Linked DNA regions of Mus musculus: region 2 is linked to region 1. The links are chromatin loops, found by intact Hi-C in ENCODE. Cell type or tissue: gastrocnemius. All regions are shown on one strand. Links, peaks and the distances in the headings refer to the core of each region. The heading gives the core; the rest is flanking DNA. Region 1 overlaps Frem1 (Fras1 related extracellular matrix protein 1). Region 2 has its middle 24 kb from the start of n-THgtg10.

Region 1 (8,336 bases), core at 79-8,078:
CCACACATGCTCAAGACTGTCACAATCTATAGTCCTCCTGTGAAGGGGACAAGGAGTGTATGTAGACAAAAGGACCTGCCATTACTCTCTATGGGGACTGACATGTCTGGGAAGAGTCTTACTAAATATACCTTAAGTTATCGTAAAATACGCAGAGCCTTCCTTAAAAATAAAATGTCTTCCCCTGTAATGTTTCAAAGCCTTCTGGTCTACCAAGTCAAAGACCTGCTTTTGATGATGCAAAATGTTTAATATATATGAACAAACCAGTATGGCCAGAGGCACAACAGGGGAACCAAAGTGCCCAGCGCTTGTGTAGCAAGACATTTTTAAAAACATTGACCACAACAAATCTTTATTGCTTTTGTAACTTTTGGGTTTATAAACATAACAACAAAATAAAAGCCACAACCCCACCTTCAGCCACCTGGGTTTGGGAGGATCCTAATATGGCTTAGTATGTTTCATGTTTCCTCTTTCATGCCACCGTGACTACGGGAGCTGCTCTTCCCAGGAGATCATCACGAAATTCACAGCCCGAATTCCACCAGCCTTGAAGTGCTGAAAGTCTCAGCATACAATTTTCAGATCCGAATTCGTTAAAATGCTTTTATAGTCATCTACAACAAATCCAGAAAACATAAACACGCTTTTTTTTGCATGCATATGCGTGTAGGGTGTGTGTGCATGCTTATTTACAAATGTGAGAGCATGTTTGTGTGCTCATGTGTGTATGTATGTCCATCTGGTGGCTAGAGGGTGACTTTGAGTGTCTTCCTTGATTACTCTATTTTCCAATGGCAAGGGCTCCCTTGTTGAACACGGAGCTAGCTAGTTCAGCTAATCTGGCTAGCCAGCTTGCCCCAGGGATATCATCTCTGACACAGCCTTACCCAATCCACCACCCTTAAGTATCTAGTCCACTTATTGAGTCTGGTGGTCTTCAGCCTTAGTGGAACAATATACAGGCTAAAGATAATCACTTGCATAATTTTTATAGTGAACTATTTCAGCTTTTCTTCTCAACACTTTGGCATTTGGGCAAAGGCATGTGGGAAAGGTCTTTGGCATTTGTAAAAACCTAGGATTCTGTTTATGTAGTTCATTAAACACAGCAAATCTTTCCGTGGTGCTGACGTTAAATTTGCCATGTAATTTTGGGGTCATTTTTAGTGTTTTCCTTGTGCTTCTGTCATGGTTCATGCATAGTGCTGTGTGCAAGAATGGGCATTGGGTGGGAAGGTGTGGTATGTCCCTTCATAAAGCTAATATTGTAAGGAAATTCAGACAGGGGACATCATAAAGCTGGGTGGAGGTTTGTGATGGAAAGGAAACCTTGGCCCTTGTCTCTGTATTTGTTAGGATAGGGTGAACAAGACAGGCTTCGGCAGAAATCAACAGATAAGGACTCCAAGCGATCTCTGGGTTGAGGAGTTCACTATTGTTGAGCCAGGAAAGCCCTGTGTAGCATAGGGAGAGAAGTCCTTGTGTAACGCTACGTTGGTGATTCAGGTGGATCAGCTGGACAAGGCAGCGCCCCGTATCACACACTTGCACTCCCCTACTCAAGTGGGGCTCTTGAAAAATGGCTGCTATGGGATTTACATCACTTCCCGTGTGCTGAAGGCATCAGACCCTGACACAGAGGATGACCAGATCATCTTTAAGATTTTACGAGGCCCATTGTACGGACGTCTGGAGAACACAACAACAGGTACTTTCCATCTTTTTTGGGGGGGCGGGTGTACTTTCCATCTCAGTCCTTGTAAGTCCTCATTTTAAACTACTAGTTGCTGGCAGAGCTAAAGAGGAACTCAGGTAAGTGTAGGTAGGCCCGTTTGGTGAGTGCTCCCTAGGGCTTGCTGATAGACTCAGTTTATAAATCAATGTTGTTGCTAATAGGGGTTTGAAGCTGAATCTTCTAAATTCATCTTCATAAGGAGAAACAGCTCCTGACACACAGTAGCTGAACTCTTCACTGACTTGTTATTTTGTTTTATTTTCATGTTGTGTTTTATTCAGAACACAGTGCCAGGGTGAGATTGATATTTGAGATTAATTTCTTTCTCCTAGTATGAATCCCCAATTATATCATCTGCTTTTTTAAAAATATGGTTTTTCCCCTAATAGCTTTGCTAAATTTTATATTAGCTCTGCTTCAGGAAGGCAATGATCACAACAACTCATTAAACAGGATGGCAGAGGCGACAGGTTTTATTAACTCCCCATTCCCTTTCTCTTTAGTTTAGGATTATAAGGCAAGTATCTCCAAAGCAAAGCAAACTTAAAGAGGAATTTGAGTCAATCTTATTTGTATCTGAGCATGGGTGCAACAATGCTAATTTTCTTTAAATGGACTTTGGCTTTTTTTTCTCTCTCTTTAAAACAAGGTCTCAGGTAGCGGCTGGCCTCAAATTTGATATGTAGTAGAACACAGCCTTTAACTTTGGATCATCCTTTCTCTTTATTTCAAGTGTTAGCGTTCCAGGTGTATGCCTCCATACAGGGTTTTGGGTGTGTTCTATGCATGCTAGGCAAGTACTACCGCCTGAATAGAACCCCCAGCCCGGCACTCTATTCCTTAAATCTGTTTGAAACAAAACAGCTGTGTGGTTTTTTAATTCTCAAGTGATGTTTGATTTGATTATCCATGAGAGATCCATCTATTTCTTGCTTGTAGGTGAATTCATCCACGAGCGATTTAGCCAGAAGGACTTAAGCCATAAGACCATCCTTTACATCATAAACCCTTCTTTGCAAGTGACTTCCGATATCCTGGAATTTCAGGCCATGGACCCCACAGGGAACACTGCCACTCCCCAGAGGTAACTTTCCATTATTCACTGGCTCTGCATGTCACGTTTATCCGATTAAGAACGTGAAATAATCTTTTCCATACCAGGTCTTTCACTGTTTATAGGGTAAATGTTTACAGGGTAAACCTTTACAATTAATAGGGTAAATTGATGGACTATTTCATAGGCTCATGCAATTTATTTTGGAGAGGGGATTTCTGTTGTATCATTTCTAGATGATGGAGAAACCAGTAGTTCCCAGATTATAAAGGCACTAAAAGGCTCAGCAAACAGCACCCTTTTTATCACGGTTGTAAATGCATCGCCTTTCACACCCTGGGAAGTGACTGTTGGAGGCCTTTCAGGACTGAGCTCAAAGCCTGTGTGTGTTCGTATTGCAGCCAGAGGTCACTCTAGGACTGTGTTAGTCACGACTGGCTTCTGAGCCATGGTGGGTGGGGACGGAGGTGGGGGTGGGATGAAGTAGAAAGAAGCAGCCAAATATATTCTTTCTTACAAAAAAGAAAGAAAGAAAACACTTGCCTCTGTAAGTTAACAAGCCTTATAGGCAAGAAGAAGATAGTATAAACAAAAATAGAGTAGAGGGGATATTAAGTGATATTTATAAACACAAATATATATGATGTAGGATAGTGGCCATAACAAGAACAAATCTGTGATATTAACAAGATTAACAGAGCAGGATAATTTCAGTGACTGTGCCTCCTTCCCAGATGCTTCTGGATATAGACCTTGAATAATTTACTGGCTGACAGATGGTCACAATGAGGTCCATCCGTCCATTTCTCCTGCTGCATTCGTTTTCGTTATTTACTGCCTTTCCCAGACGCCTCAGAGAACATTTAATTCGTTCTAAATTTTGTGTTCACCATATCCAAGACATAAATAATAGCATAAACGAGCACAGCCCTACTATGCTCCCTCTATGTCGAATTGTGAACGGGAAGAGAAACTGAGAAAATGTTCTCAGGGCTGGATTTTCCGTGTCCTCATTCTGTAGTGTAGTTTCACCACTCGCCACCAGAGAGTGCTACAGCCATTGCTAGCAAACCCAGACATCCTGTCTCAGAAATGCGTTCTGATGCGGCTTCTTTTGCCTGTTCAAGTGCAGTCCCTCAGCCTGGTTTATTAAATAACCCCACAGACGATGTTGGTCCCGTGGTTACCATATGCCAGGCGCACAGCACTGGGTGTTAGGGATCAGGTACGAACAAGGAAGACCAGGTATCTGGACTTAAAATCCTGAAGCTATAAACACCCATTAAACTGCCTCTGCCTAAGGGAACTGATTCCTGGAGATCACGGGCTAAAGATTAGATAGCGATAACTTACCTTAAGAGAAAAGAAGAAGAAGGAGAAGGAGAAGAAGAAGAAGAAGAGAAGAAGAAGAAGAAGAAGAAGAAGAAGAAGAAGAAGAAGAAGAAGAAGAAGAAGAAGGAAGAAGGAAGAAGGAAGAAGGAAGAAGGAAGAAGGAAGAAGGAAGAGGAAGAGGAAGAAGAAGAAGAAGAAGAAGGAAAGAAAGGAAGAAAAGAAAAGAAAAGAAAAGACGTTATTTTCAAGAAAAATAGTTGACTACATTCTAAAACTGTTAACAAATTGACTTCACTCAGCCTTATAGTCGTTTAAAAATGGTTCTACTGAAATGCAGTGTTGCTCAGTTCTGCCCCTGAGTGAGTACAAACCTTTGGCCCTCCGCAAGCCAGCCAGCATGGTGTGAGTGACAGAATTTACCCCCAGCAATGATACTAGCTTTCGCCACACTTGAACCCTTTACAAGCCTTGTTGTTAGTCACAGTCGAGTCATTATCACGTGGTTAACAGCGCTATGGCTTCTGAGGAGACTGGTTGAGATTGGCATAGGCATCCTTGTACAGAGATCTCTTTCCATAGGCTCATGCTGGAGATGACGCTATCATCTGGAGATGGCTCAAACCCGTGAAGAAAGATGCCCGCGGACAGATAATTCAAAAATAACTCAGATTTGGGCCCAGCATCCTGTCTGTTACTTCCTTTTGAGGGGGCTCATGGAAGTAAACATTGCTCTGCGTTGTCTCGGTATTTGAGCGGAATAGTTGTGCCCAAGCAGACACGGATTTTGGTTTGGTTTTCTTTCCTGAAACTAAACACACATTTTTCTGATAACAAACAGGGTGCGGGTTTAGCCCGGAACACCTGAGTTTACTTCCCTATCCAACTCTTTTTTATTTTTTTTTAATTTAAATTTTTTTTTCCCAGAGTTGAGGATTGAACCCAGAGCCTTGCGCTTGCTAGGCAAATGCTTTATCACTGAGCTAAATCCCCAACATACACCCCCTGCCCCCGTATCCAACTCTTAAGAGCTGTCTTCTGAACACACACACGCACACGCACACTAAGGGGACAAGAGAGGGAGGCTTTAAAACAAATAAACAAACAAAATTCTAAATAGTGTTTTGTCGTCACAAAACAACCAGTCAGAGCCTACTTACACACACAATATGAACCATAGGCATTTAGAATTTCATGATTTTTAGCTCTACTTAATGTTATTTATTCACTAAAACCGTCATAATTTAGAACTTGCAGGCAAGGAAACAGAGGCACAGAGCTGGAGGAGGCTTACACACGCGTGCAGCTGGTTAGTATGGTAGCTGGGACTCGGCCCTTATTAGCCCATGTGGCCTGCCACCCTGCTCTGCCCCCTTCATCCTTCCTTAATGCTAGCTAAGCCTTTCTTTCCCAGTAGGTATTGGCCACCCAAGCTACAAGAGACATATTTTCCCATGAAGAACTTTAAGGCTTACCCGTTTTTGTGTGTGTGTGGAATCGTGAAAAGCAACTGTCAACGTTCGTGTGGTCTCCATATCTCCTTCCCGGGGGATATAGTGGGGATAATTATCCTTGGATCTGGAGTTGAACAGGCCTGCACTTAGTGATTGCTCACAACAGCTTTCTCATATGTACAATAGGGAACTATTATAGTTACTTTAGATAAATACATGAGGTCCCACAAATGGAAGCATCTTGGGGTCCTTACTACTAGTAGTAATTCCCCTGAGTATCTATGTTAATTCAATTGACCGTTTGAAGAAGTATCCTGAACCATTTGGTAGATGAAAGCCTATCTGTAATTAGATATTGATTTTAGGGTTATTCACAAAGCAAACAATCCATGTGGTTATTCGCAGTAAGCTAAACAGTGTGCTTTCTTTTTGTGCTTTCTGTGCATTCTTAGTTCTGAGGGATTGATAGATGCTCTATTTCATCAAACATAGGAAAGTTTGGTCTGGGTGAGATTAATCAAGTTAGCAGCAGCTAGCTAGTTGGTGAGTGTGTTTAAGTATATCATATCTAGAGGGCTTTGAACCTATTGAATTGTGAGCTAAATAAACATCTTTCTAAAGGTTAAAAAAAAAGTATATCATATCAAAATCCATCAAGCTGATCTTGTTATTGAGACTCTGTGAAAGGGCTCATTAAGTAGCTCACCTCACCTCAACAGGCCAGAGTCCCCCACCCCCGCCCTCCATGTTAGTGCAGGTGACAATTTGTCACAGAACGCATTCAGAAGACACTGCCATAAATAGAAGTTATTTTATAACACTGAAATCCATGGATGCTTGCCTCAAGATTTAGATTTGGCTAAGTGCCTAAATTCTAGGCAGCATGCTAGGTGCTTAAAAACACAATCCTCCAAAGATAATAAGGAAATTAGACTCCAAACACTGAGGTAACTATCTCTGTGCCAGGGGAAGAGTGGCCTCCGAATGTGAACCCTGACATCCAGATCTCAGAGAGCATAGCATAGCTCTTCCTGGCTCTGGCCTTGGCACTGCTCATTCACAAGCTTGCTCTGCTCGCTGGCTCAGCTCGACTGTCCAAACGATCTACGGAGCCCAAGCAAGGCACACAGGGCCCATAGAACTCACTGAGAGCATCCCTGTAGACCAGAGAATGGAACCAATGTACACCAATGTAATGTTCTTAGTACACGGTTCATGTGGACTTCCTTCTGTGTGTGTATGTGTGTGTGTGCGTGTGTGTGAGAGAGAGAGAGAGAGGGAGAGAGGGAGAGAGAGAGAGAGAGAGAGTTAACTTCAAAATAAAAGTTATCCCCTTGGCCCTTCTCATCCAATGCTTTCTCTGATCACTGATTCTTGTCCTCTCGAACAACTGCCCCAGCTGTTCTGTTACTCAGTCTTGGCCTCAGAAGAGAAAAGTTGAAAGAAATGTAAAAGGAGAGGAATTTCTATCAGGCGAACTTTTAAACATTTAAACTGCTTTTATGAAACACCTTGTAAGGGGAGAGGTTGAAGCCATTTCCTCGCTAATGCCTGAGCATTGTCTCCAGCCCAGAGTCAACACGCTTATCCCCAGTCTCGAGCTCCGGAAAGCACAGAGGAAGGGAGAGAAAATGGCACTTATTAAGCACCCACTGTGTACAGGTGCTTTGTACACATTAACTAATTTTAATGTTAATGATTTGACGTGAGTGTAATTCTCCTCATTTTAAGATAATGAAAGCAGAAGCCCAGAGAGCGGGAAGAACTGACCGCATTCCCACACTAATGAATGCTTGCAAGGTGTGCTTGACTCCAAAGGGCGTGTTTGTTCCACTCTCTGTGTTGCCTCTTGGCTAACCACTCCCCATTATCAAGAGAAAATGAAAACTGGGAAGCACAGGTGTTCAAAGTATGAGGTTGTCAGGCTTAATAGCTCCGTCTCTGAATTGATAAACCTTGGAATGCTTAGGAAAATATATTTTAGCATTTCAGTTTTCTGAAGTCAGATGCTGCTGGATTTTAAGTGACCGTCTGGTTATAGGAGTAATGACCTAATCGCGATTCTAGCTTCTCTGAAACCCGTTACTAAGACGCTTGCCACACTTAATGGGCACTCCTGGATGCTCATTAGCTCCTTTGAAGTGTGACTTGCCCTTAGTGTACTTTAAGGAAACTGAGGTATGGAGAGGGTAAAGCACTGTTATTAACCTAGATTGATGTCCCAGATCCAAACCTGACCTTCTAACCCAGAATGCTTCTTTCCATTTGTTCGTATACACGAGTCAGGTAGCTACAAAATAAAATACCAAAAGCACAATTTTTTTAAATTGTAGAACAAGCTCTCTCACTGTGGACAACACTTTTGGAGTGTGGGAAAGCATAACTCTTCGCCATAGGCTAATGACTTGTGCATGGTTGCTAGGTAGCATCCCTTGCTGGCTCCACCTACCAAGTGCCTGGACCACCCTTGTGCTGCTTGTGACAGTCAACAGTGTCTCCAGACATGCCTAGTGCTAAGAATTACAATATGCCTCAGAGAATTGCATACATGCCCAGTTAAGAAACCATGCTTTAGAGCACACATGGGCTGATCCGTGGCCCCGTTACATATGTAGCAGAGGACTGCCTTGTCTGGCCTCAGTGGGAGAGGATGCTCTTAATCCTGTAGAAACTTGATGCCCCAGGGAAGAGGGATGCTAGCAGGGTGAAGTGGGAGTGTGTGGGTGGGTGGGGGAGCTCTCTCTCAGAAGCAAAGGGG
Region 2 (8,336 bases), core at 29-8,028, 290 kb after region 1:
GGATGGGTAGGGGAGTGGGGGGGGGAGGGTATGGGGGGACTTTTGGGATAGCATTGGAAATGTAAATGAAGAAAATACCTAAATAAATAAAATTAAATTAAAAATTAAAAAAAAATAGAAGTGGAGCTTCTGGGAAGTGATTAGGTCAGGAAATCCTAATGGGTGGAAATAGTTCGTGCTGGTTATAGAAGCGACCACCCTAGAAATTCCTCAGCCTTTCTGTTACATGAAGACAGTAAAAGATAGCTATCTTCCCACAAGCTTTGACAGCAAACAGCTCTTATTCCAAAAGGATTTAGACAGAGTTTATTCAGAGCCAAATATAGATGCAGGTTTCCCTGAATGACAAATTCTACCATGGGAATGATCAGATGAAGTTTCCAGAGTTATAGTACAAAAGATAGTCATAAACCCACGTACTTTCCAAATATATTTTTGGAAACTGCAGGTAGACTGGATTTAACAAAGCAGAGGAAACTCTGTCATAGGATTCAGATGCCACATATCATCACTCTAACTTGGGAGGTAGAAGTTAGTGGTCTGCTAAGAATACATTACAGAGGGTTTACTGAAAGAGAAAAGAATGTTAGACTAGATACAGAAGTGAATAAAAATGTCTTGAAAAAGAATAAAAATAACCCAAGATGATGTGGGTCCTTGATCAGTGTCCAATAGTCCAATTCTCTACAATCAAGTAGTCAGTCAGTGTGAAATAGCTTCAACACAGGTATGGCCTTTCAGGAGGTAGGTCCTCACAGACACCATGTCTTCTAGCATCTCAGTCTTGAACGTCTCAGCTTGAATGAAATGCATTCTGTAACTTTGAAGTCACCTACTCCCAGCACTACAGTGGCTCACATGGCCAGTGAAGATCAATCTTGATTTTCAGTTTGAATTGGTTGAGATGTTCCTAGGCTAGTAAACCCTACCTAAGATTGTGTCTGGGAGGTGTTTTCAGAGCTCAGTCAGCTCAACACGGGGGTTTCTACATGGCCCCTGGATGAAATGAAGGCTGGAAGGAAGCCAGACAGTGTAGACACTTCTCTCTTGCTCTCTGCTCCCTGGCCACCGTGATGCAAGCTCCCTGCTAACTCTTCCACCATGATGGATGGCAACCTCTGAAACCATGACCCAAATAGATATTCTTTCTTTTAAGACTACTCCGTAAAAATCCATATCGTGCTTTTCAACTCTGAATATAAGCACTGTGAATATGATGTCATGAATTATAGCACAAGATACTGATCACCTTGCCTGCCTGCTCATGCCCCAACCCCAACTCCAATCCCTGCTCTCCAGTTGCTGGCCTTTGACTGTGATTCCTCTCCTCTCACTGTTAACTAGCCCGCTGATAACCATGAGATCACCCATGGATCATAGGTGATCATCTCCTCTCACTGTTAACTAGCCTGCTGATAACAATGAGATCACCCACAGGTGGTCAGAGTCCCCACTTCAGGAGGGCAGATCAAGGTACAGAGAGAAGTTACATTTGAACAAGTGATCATGGTGTCAGAGCACGTATCAGTTAAAAGAACACAATGACAGGAAACCACTACCATATACACTTTAGCGTTGTGAGCACAGAGAGGCAGGAACGTGCAGCAGCCAGGAAGAAGACAACTGCCACAGCGCTGACCATCTGTCTACATTGCACCTGCTACTTCCTAATAGTGTTCTATTTCTAACCTTCTGAAAGTGCAGTCGTTTAGTAGTGCCAGTGGTACTGTTGGTTAGTGCCTTCTACTTACATAAAAGAGTAGTTATTTAACTTCAACATAAATGAGGAATTTAGATTGGAAATTAGCATAGTAGATAAAGTGCTTTTCACACAGGCCAAAAGACCCAAGTCCATACCCAATACCCATAAAACAACAACAATAACAACAACAAAACAATTACAGCAATCTTCCCACAAACACCCCAAAAACACCTAGATATGAAGGTGTGCATCTATAATCTAGCACTGCAGAAACAAGACTGGCAGATCTCTGTGGCTTGTGGACAAGTCACTCTCGCTCACTCAGAAGGATCCAGAGCAGTGAAAAACCCTGTCTCAAAAAAAAAAAAAAAAAAATCCAAGCACATACACGCAGCACGCCCCCTCCCCACCCCCACCCCCAAAAAACCGACCAAGCTAGGCATGCACACTTATGCAAATGACTGGCACATGTGTCCTCCTCCACTGTCACTAATGGATTTTTAGGAGGAAATTGGCCTGGAAAACTCCCCTAGGAAGAATGAAGTCATTTCGACCATTCAGTTCTAATATTGCTTCACAATCCTTTACCTGAGTTAGTTTTAGTTGAAAACTTTCCCAGGCAGAACCACAGTGAACAGTCATTAACAAAGACAGGAGACCTGGTTGAAAAGTAAACTCCATTGAGCTGATGTCCCAAAGGGAGTGTAAAGCAGAGGTGGGAAGGGGAGTGGAGCAATGAGCTAAGCACAGCCTATCCCGTGTGCACAGCTCGGAACCAATTAGTGTCACACACCTCCTGACGAGTCAGTAGCGCTCAGGATGAGGGAAGAGGCACAGCTCCGTGATGACAGAATGGGACACTGGCAGAGGCACCCACTGTAGCACCAGTGGGGCGTTGAAGTCTATTGGCTCCAGCATAGCAGAAACCCTGTCCCGGGAACCAACTTGTGAGCGGCGTGTGGACCACAGCACTCTGGACACCAGGAAGTTTGGAAGCACCTCACTGACACTGAGTCCCCGAGGCGAGCTTACCACACTTACATTATCCCTTTGCCAAATGAGAAACTGAGTCTGAAAAGGATTCAAAGCCCTGAGGGGTTCTGTGTGCACAGCACACACATCCCAATTAACTGTGTACCTGCCAAGTTTGGAAAAATAATGAATATCCAAAACAAAACAAAACAAAACAAAACAATAGTCTTGAAGAGGGGAAGGGGAGGCCAAGAAAGTAGGCCCAGGCGGCAGGCATTGCCCTTGTGGGTGCTGATCATTGTCGTGTTCCCATGTCCCAACCCCTCTTTTGATACCTGGATCTGTGGATATGGATCATAATAGGCAGGATTATGATGAGAAGGGGAAAGAAGATACTGGAGGGAGAATCTACCTCTAAAATTATTTGTAGTCCAGATGCCGGGCCCTTCTCCCCTTCTGTTTGAGAGGCTTTTCCAGAGTGGATGCTTCCTTGCCTGGTTTCTTTGAGCCAGGTGTTCTCAAAACCAGAGCATATCATGCTGTGTCCTCTGCTGACTTCAGCCCCAATACAAACCAGGATCCGTATATATTATTATCGATTAAAGGGAATACTGAAGGTGGCCATAAAAGAAATGGGAAAGAGATATACCAAAGAGAGCCATGGTCAAGGAAAAGGGGAGGAGAAATAGAGTCTAGAGGGCCCCTCTTCAGGAGGCTGGCTGTCCACCATTGTGTGCAAAAGGTAAAAGGGTTGGGAGCAAATGGGAGACCTGAGTGCTGGCCAGACCTTGGACTCCATTTTCCATCTTCAGCATCTCTCTCCATGTGAACCCTCACTCCCGACCCCCAGCCTCATGCTTTGGGTAGCCAGGAGAACAGGGCAGGTGCAAGCACAAGCCCGGAGGGCAAAGCTTCAAGACCTGCCGTCTTAGACCTCCCATCTGGACACTCACAAGCTGGTGCCTGGAGTCCTTGGTATGCTTTCAAAGCAGCCTATGTTTGCTACCCACTGGAACATAAGAAAAGACATGTCCTCTGCTTCGGCATTGCCTGCGTGATACCACTTGGCAGCCCTTCAGGATTTTATGACAAATAGTAATGAATAATTAACTAATCATTTGAGCTGCTACCAAAAGCCTGAAGACAACAGCATCGCCTGAGCTCAGCACCACCCAGAGGGACCGTGGCAGTGCTCCACTCTTTATAAAGGCTGGCCAAGACTCCAGCTCTCTGATGCCTCCTGCCAGGTTGGCAGGAGACATATCAGTCTTCCTAGATCTGCTTGTCACCAGGCTGTTCACACAAGAGGGGCACGGATACAGCTGAGGGTTTCTCCACACTGCCACACTTCTCTGTGAGGGGTCAGAGTTTTGGGGGCCCAGAAGCTCTGGAAGCTTCACTAAGTAGGCATCCCTGCCTGAGAGTGGAGAGGGACATTTGGCAGTGTCTTGTGACATTTTGATCAGCAACTAGTGGGCAGAAGCTAGAGAGATGCTGCTAAGCATCGTACGGCACACAGGACAGACCTTGACAACAAAGAAACCAGCTCTCCTGGATGTCCACCCTGCAGCAGAGTAACAGAAGGATGTGCCACTTGACCAAGCCCCCATGTCATTACAGTGAGGCCAAGACCAAAGACACTTGGGCTCCCTCGAGTGGTGAATAACACTATGACAGCCAGGAAGCACCCCTAGCTGCAAGAGGTGTGTGTGTGTGTGTGTGTGTGTGTGTGTGTGTTTCAATTATGCCATCTTATCCATCACAAAGTGTGCATCAGTTAATGGTGACAGTAATCTTGATGAATTATTAATGAGCCATTTTCTTCTCTCCATGTTGTTAATACCAGTGCAGGCGTCTTTGCATTGACACTGGATTTCCTTATGATTAACCAGAAATATGTTCTTCCCATTTAGTTTAGAACAGTGCTTGAATATGAATCTGTGTGATTCCTTTCTGGGGTTTGTGTGTGTGTGTTTAATTTTGATTTTTGTTTCTTTTTTTGTTTTTGTTGTTGTTGTTGCTGTTCTTGTTGTTGGGTTTTTTCCCCCTTAATGGAAACATCAGAGTCCCTGTCATGTTCTCATTTCCCTTTTGGAAAGAGAATACTAGCGTTCCTCAAGGGGAGAGCACACAGGGTGGTAGGCAACTGTACGATTCTGTTTCCCCATTTCCATCTCATAAGGCCACTCTGTAACTTTCTCTCAACATATCCCCATTTTTCATTAAACTTGAGAGAAAAGTTTCTTTCACTGACTTAAGGACCTGCCAACCTGTGTCTAGCTTCACACTGTAGGACATTGTGTTGTCCTTCTGTCTAGTTAGCCAGCCAGATTTCTCATGAGGAAGCTGATTCCCTTCAACTTTTGATCCAAAGTAAGGAGATGTCTGAGTCTTCTTGTGGGAATTCTTAGCACTATTACAACCAGAAACGGTGGTGGGGTTAAATGAAACCGGCACATGGAGATAGGGTTAGCTCTGAATGTTAGTACCCTGGGAGAATCTCACAGGCTGAAGCCAGTGTCAGCAGGACTGCATTCCTTCCAAAAGCTTTAGAGAAGAGCCTGTCCCTTTTCATTCTCCAGGGTCAACAGCCCTCTTCTTCCCTTTCATCTCATTTAAAGACAGTGACAGCAAACCTCTGTGGGCATTACTCAGAAGCCATCTTTCTATCTTAGATTTTCTTTTTAAATCCTTTAGTTACTATACTCACAAACACCTTAATAGATATTGCTAGATTTAGTCCTGGGTTGTTGTAGGTTTTCTTGCTATCACCGTAAGCTATTTTTAATTTAAATTATTATCAAATTGTTATAACAGAGTTCATATCTATTGGTTTGTGTAGAAACTGTATCATTATCTGAAAATTAGCATTTCAGGAACCACTGTGGTCAGCCTTGGTGACAAATGAATGTGTTATTCTCTGTCCTTTTGGCAACTGCCGCCAGGCTTTGAACATGATTATAACTGAAAGTATAGTTAAATACCATACCTTGCATAAAAGTATAGTTAAATACCATAGCATACCTCCTATAGCCTTGTACTGGAATTGCCAGTGAGCTCTCATATCTGGGAAGGTTGTTCTGTCCTGTGCTGGGGCCCCCAGGCCTGTCTGGTGGTCAAGAATATCTATCTCACTTTTAGAGACCAGGAATTTCTCTCAGTTAAAAATGCTAAGAATCAAGGCTGGACACCATACACACCAGCTGTTCTTTTGTAGTTACTTCACCATAGAGGAATTCAGCAGTTTGTTGTGTGGAATGCTGGGCTACCCACTAGAAACCAAGAACATGTTTTTGTTTCAAGCTGAAGCACTGGTTATATATGAATTTAAACCAATTTAGTAAACAAACAAACAAACCATTTATACTCTGATAACCACAGGTGGGCTATGCATCCAGGTGGCCTAGAGATTCCCAGTCAGTTTCCTTTGCCCTTTGTCCAGAAGAAACCACCCAGAAGATAGCCCTGTGACTCATGTGGGCCCAGGCCTCCCTTCTGTTCCTACTCCCCGGATAGCGGAGAACCTTTCTGGAAGCTGTCCTAATGGTTTAGGTCATATCTTTGTATCAGTAATTTCCACTACAGCGATCCTCCAGCACCCAATTAAGAACTGACTGTGGCTGCCACACCCAGCTGCTTGGGAGCACAATCAGGATCTAGTAGTGAAATGGGGAGGGATGGAGCTAAACAGGGTCAGAAGTGCTTGCCAAGGAAGCAACCCTGATGACCTCTGCCTGCTGCTGCTGCTGCCACCGCCCCCCGTGCCCCACCTCCCCCTGCCACCACCACTGCTGCATGCAGACCCGTGAGGTTGTGTGTAGGGCTGTGTTTGAGAAGGTCCACTCATGGGTGATGGCCTAATCCTATTGCCATTTTGTATTCGTTTCTTTTGAATTATTTCTTTTCCTCATCCGTGTCTCACCTCCAGCGTGACTTCATTGATGGACTTCTTCAACAGATTACACATGGCTTCTTTGCTGCTTACGGTTCACTCAAGGAAATCACGGTCTACTGAGAGGTCAGGGGAGTAAACTATCAACTGCCATCCAAGGAGGTGAGGAATCCTCAGAGAGAGAGAGTGAGTTGTGTGGTGTACCTCAGGACATGGAGGAAATTAGACCTAGCCAGCTTTGGAGGCCAAGGAGATAGGTTCTCTCATCAGATGCAAAGAGCAAAGGAGCAGGGGTAAGATCCCAAGGCCAGAGGAAGCAGAGAAGATGAACAGGCTTAACTAAAGGTCTATTGTGGAGACAAGTTCTTCAAGACAACATGGAACTCAGAATTAATGAAAACAACGAGGAGTGAGGCTGGAAGAATAAGGTGAGACCAGGTGAATAACGGGCCGGGTAGTATGTATTAAGGAAATTGAACCTCATTATTCTGAGGTAGTGGGGAGCAATGAAAAGCTCTACAGTAGGAAGATGATGTTATCAAGTTTGTGTTCTAGAAAGCTCCATCTAATTGTGGTGCTGGAAATGAATTATCTTACATACTCATTTATTTAAAATGTAATTATTATAATTACATATAATAACATGATAACTACACAAAGTATCTTAGTTATTTTTATATCAGGTCTGAGGTTTTACGTCTGTGTTTTTCTTTTTTTTCCGAGACAGACGGATTAGTCTCTGCAGTAGGCGTAATCCTCTTCCAAAGACTATTGACATAAATTAGTTTTAGCCAAACTAACATCTTAATTTTTGTGAATAAGGAACGTGTGAAAAGGGATGAAAGTTCAAGAAGGAAGGGCAGATACCGTGGAGGGTGTAGCTTCTTCTTGCTTCTCTAGACAAGCAGTTTCTCTTCTCATAACCGTCTTCCTCATTCCTTGTTCTTCAGCAGAAATTTTATACTTACAAAATTATACCTTCATGTAGTCTTTATTGGCCCTTTGAAAGCCAATGTCTGTTGTTTTTACCTGTTCTCTTTCCACATGACTTTAGCATGTATACCTTTCTAAGTCATTCTTTCTGATCATCTCACCGCTGCAGCTACGTAGCATGCTGTCATGGGCAGGCCTCATAAGTCACATATTCCTTTTCCAATACCGGCCATTCAGATGGCTCCCCATCTTTTGATTTGGCAAACAGTAAAGCAATTAATAATGATGCCATTGTCATTTCTCACATGAGCAGGTGCCTCTGTAGGATAACTCCTCCAAAAAGGGGTGACAGGAGCTCAGTGTCTTTCAGCAATCTTGATTGAGATGGCAGAAGTGCTGTCCACCGAGCTTGCATCCGTTCACAATCCAAGGGGAAATGTGTGAGTTTGTCAATGCAGTACAATCTTTCATGGTTTCTTCAGTTTAACTGGGGGGACATTAGTGTCCTCTAACTTTAGTTTGCAATCATGTATTCCAAGCAAGGCTGAGCATCCGTCCTTGTGAAAAGGTTTATTTTTAAGGGGTTGAATTTAGGCTTTGGATTCAGTTACAGTTTGAGAATATTTAGTGGTCTGTATTGTCCTTCAAACTCTGTTCTTATTCCATTCTTACCTTAATAATAGGCTATTAATAAAATACCTACTTGGTCCTGTAAAGACATTTATAGAAGTTTTTGAGATATTAAAATCATGTGATCTGCATTGAAAGCATTAAAATTTGTAATTTATCTTTGTATTTAGAAAGACTTTTTTTTTCTACAAGTTTTTTTCAGTGTGT

Evidence for each region. A loop is a pair of places that touch in the nucleus more often than their neighbours do. Peaks named below come from ENCODE experiments on the same cell type or tissue, not always from the same donor. Only the 100,000 strongest peaks of a DNase experiment are listed, where the experiment ranks them.
Region 2: it touches region 1 in a loop (9-fold over the local background); 34 of 42 quality-filtered maps call a loop at or near these places.

Annotation. Positions count from the first base shown.
Region 1 is chr4:82,929,350-82,937,685 of GRCm38, reverse strand. Frem1 (Fras1 related extracellular matrix protein 1) reads left to right here. Exons shown (of 37, transcript NM_001198811.2): 26 at 1,513-1,714; 27 at 2,681-2,825. It overlaps Gm33260 (a long non-coding RNA gene), which reads right to left. Exons shown (of 3, transcript XR_390683.3): 2 at 5,600-5,702; 3 at 417-620. Among named protein-coding and RNA genes, the nearest start is that of Gm33260, 9.8 kb to the right of the region's middle. In gastrocnemius, for the core only: CTCF peaks have their summits at 3,192 and 3,834 (motif pointing right); DNase peaks (open chromatin) are centred at 3,196, 3,849 and 6,646; H3K4me3 peaks cover 877 bases; H3K27ac peaks cover 544 bases.
Region 2 is chr4:82,639,168-82,647,503 of GRCm38, reverse strand. No RefSeq gene overlaps it. Among named protein-coding and RNA genes, the nearest start is that of n-THgtg10, 24 kb to the right of the region's middle. In gastrocnemius, for the core only: a CTCF peak has its summit at 4,327 (motif pointing left); DNase peaks (open chromatin) are centred at 3,167, 3,601, 3,861, 4,302 and 1 more place; H3K27ac peaks cover 218 bases.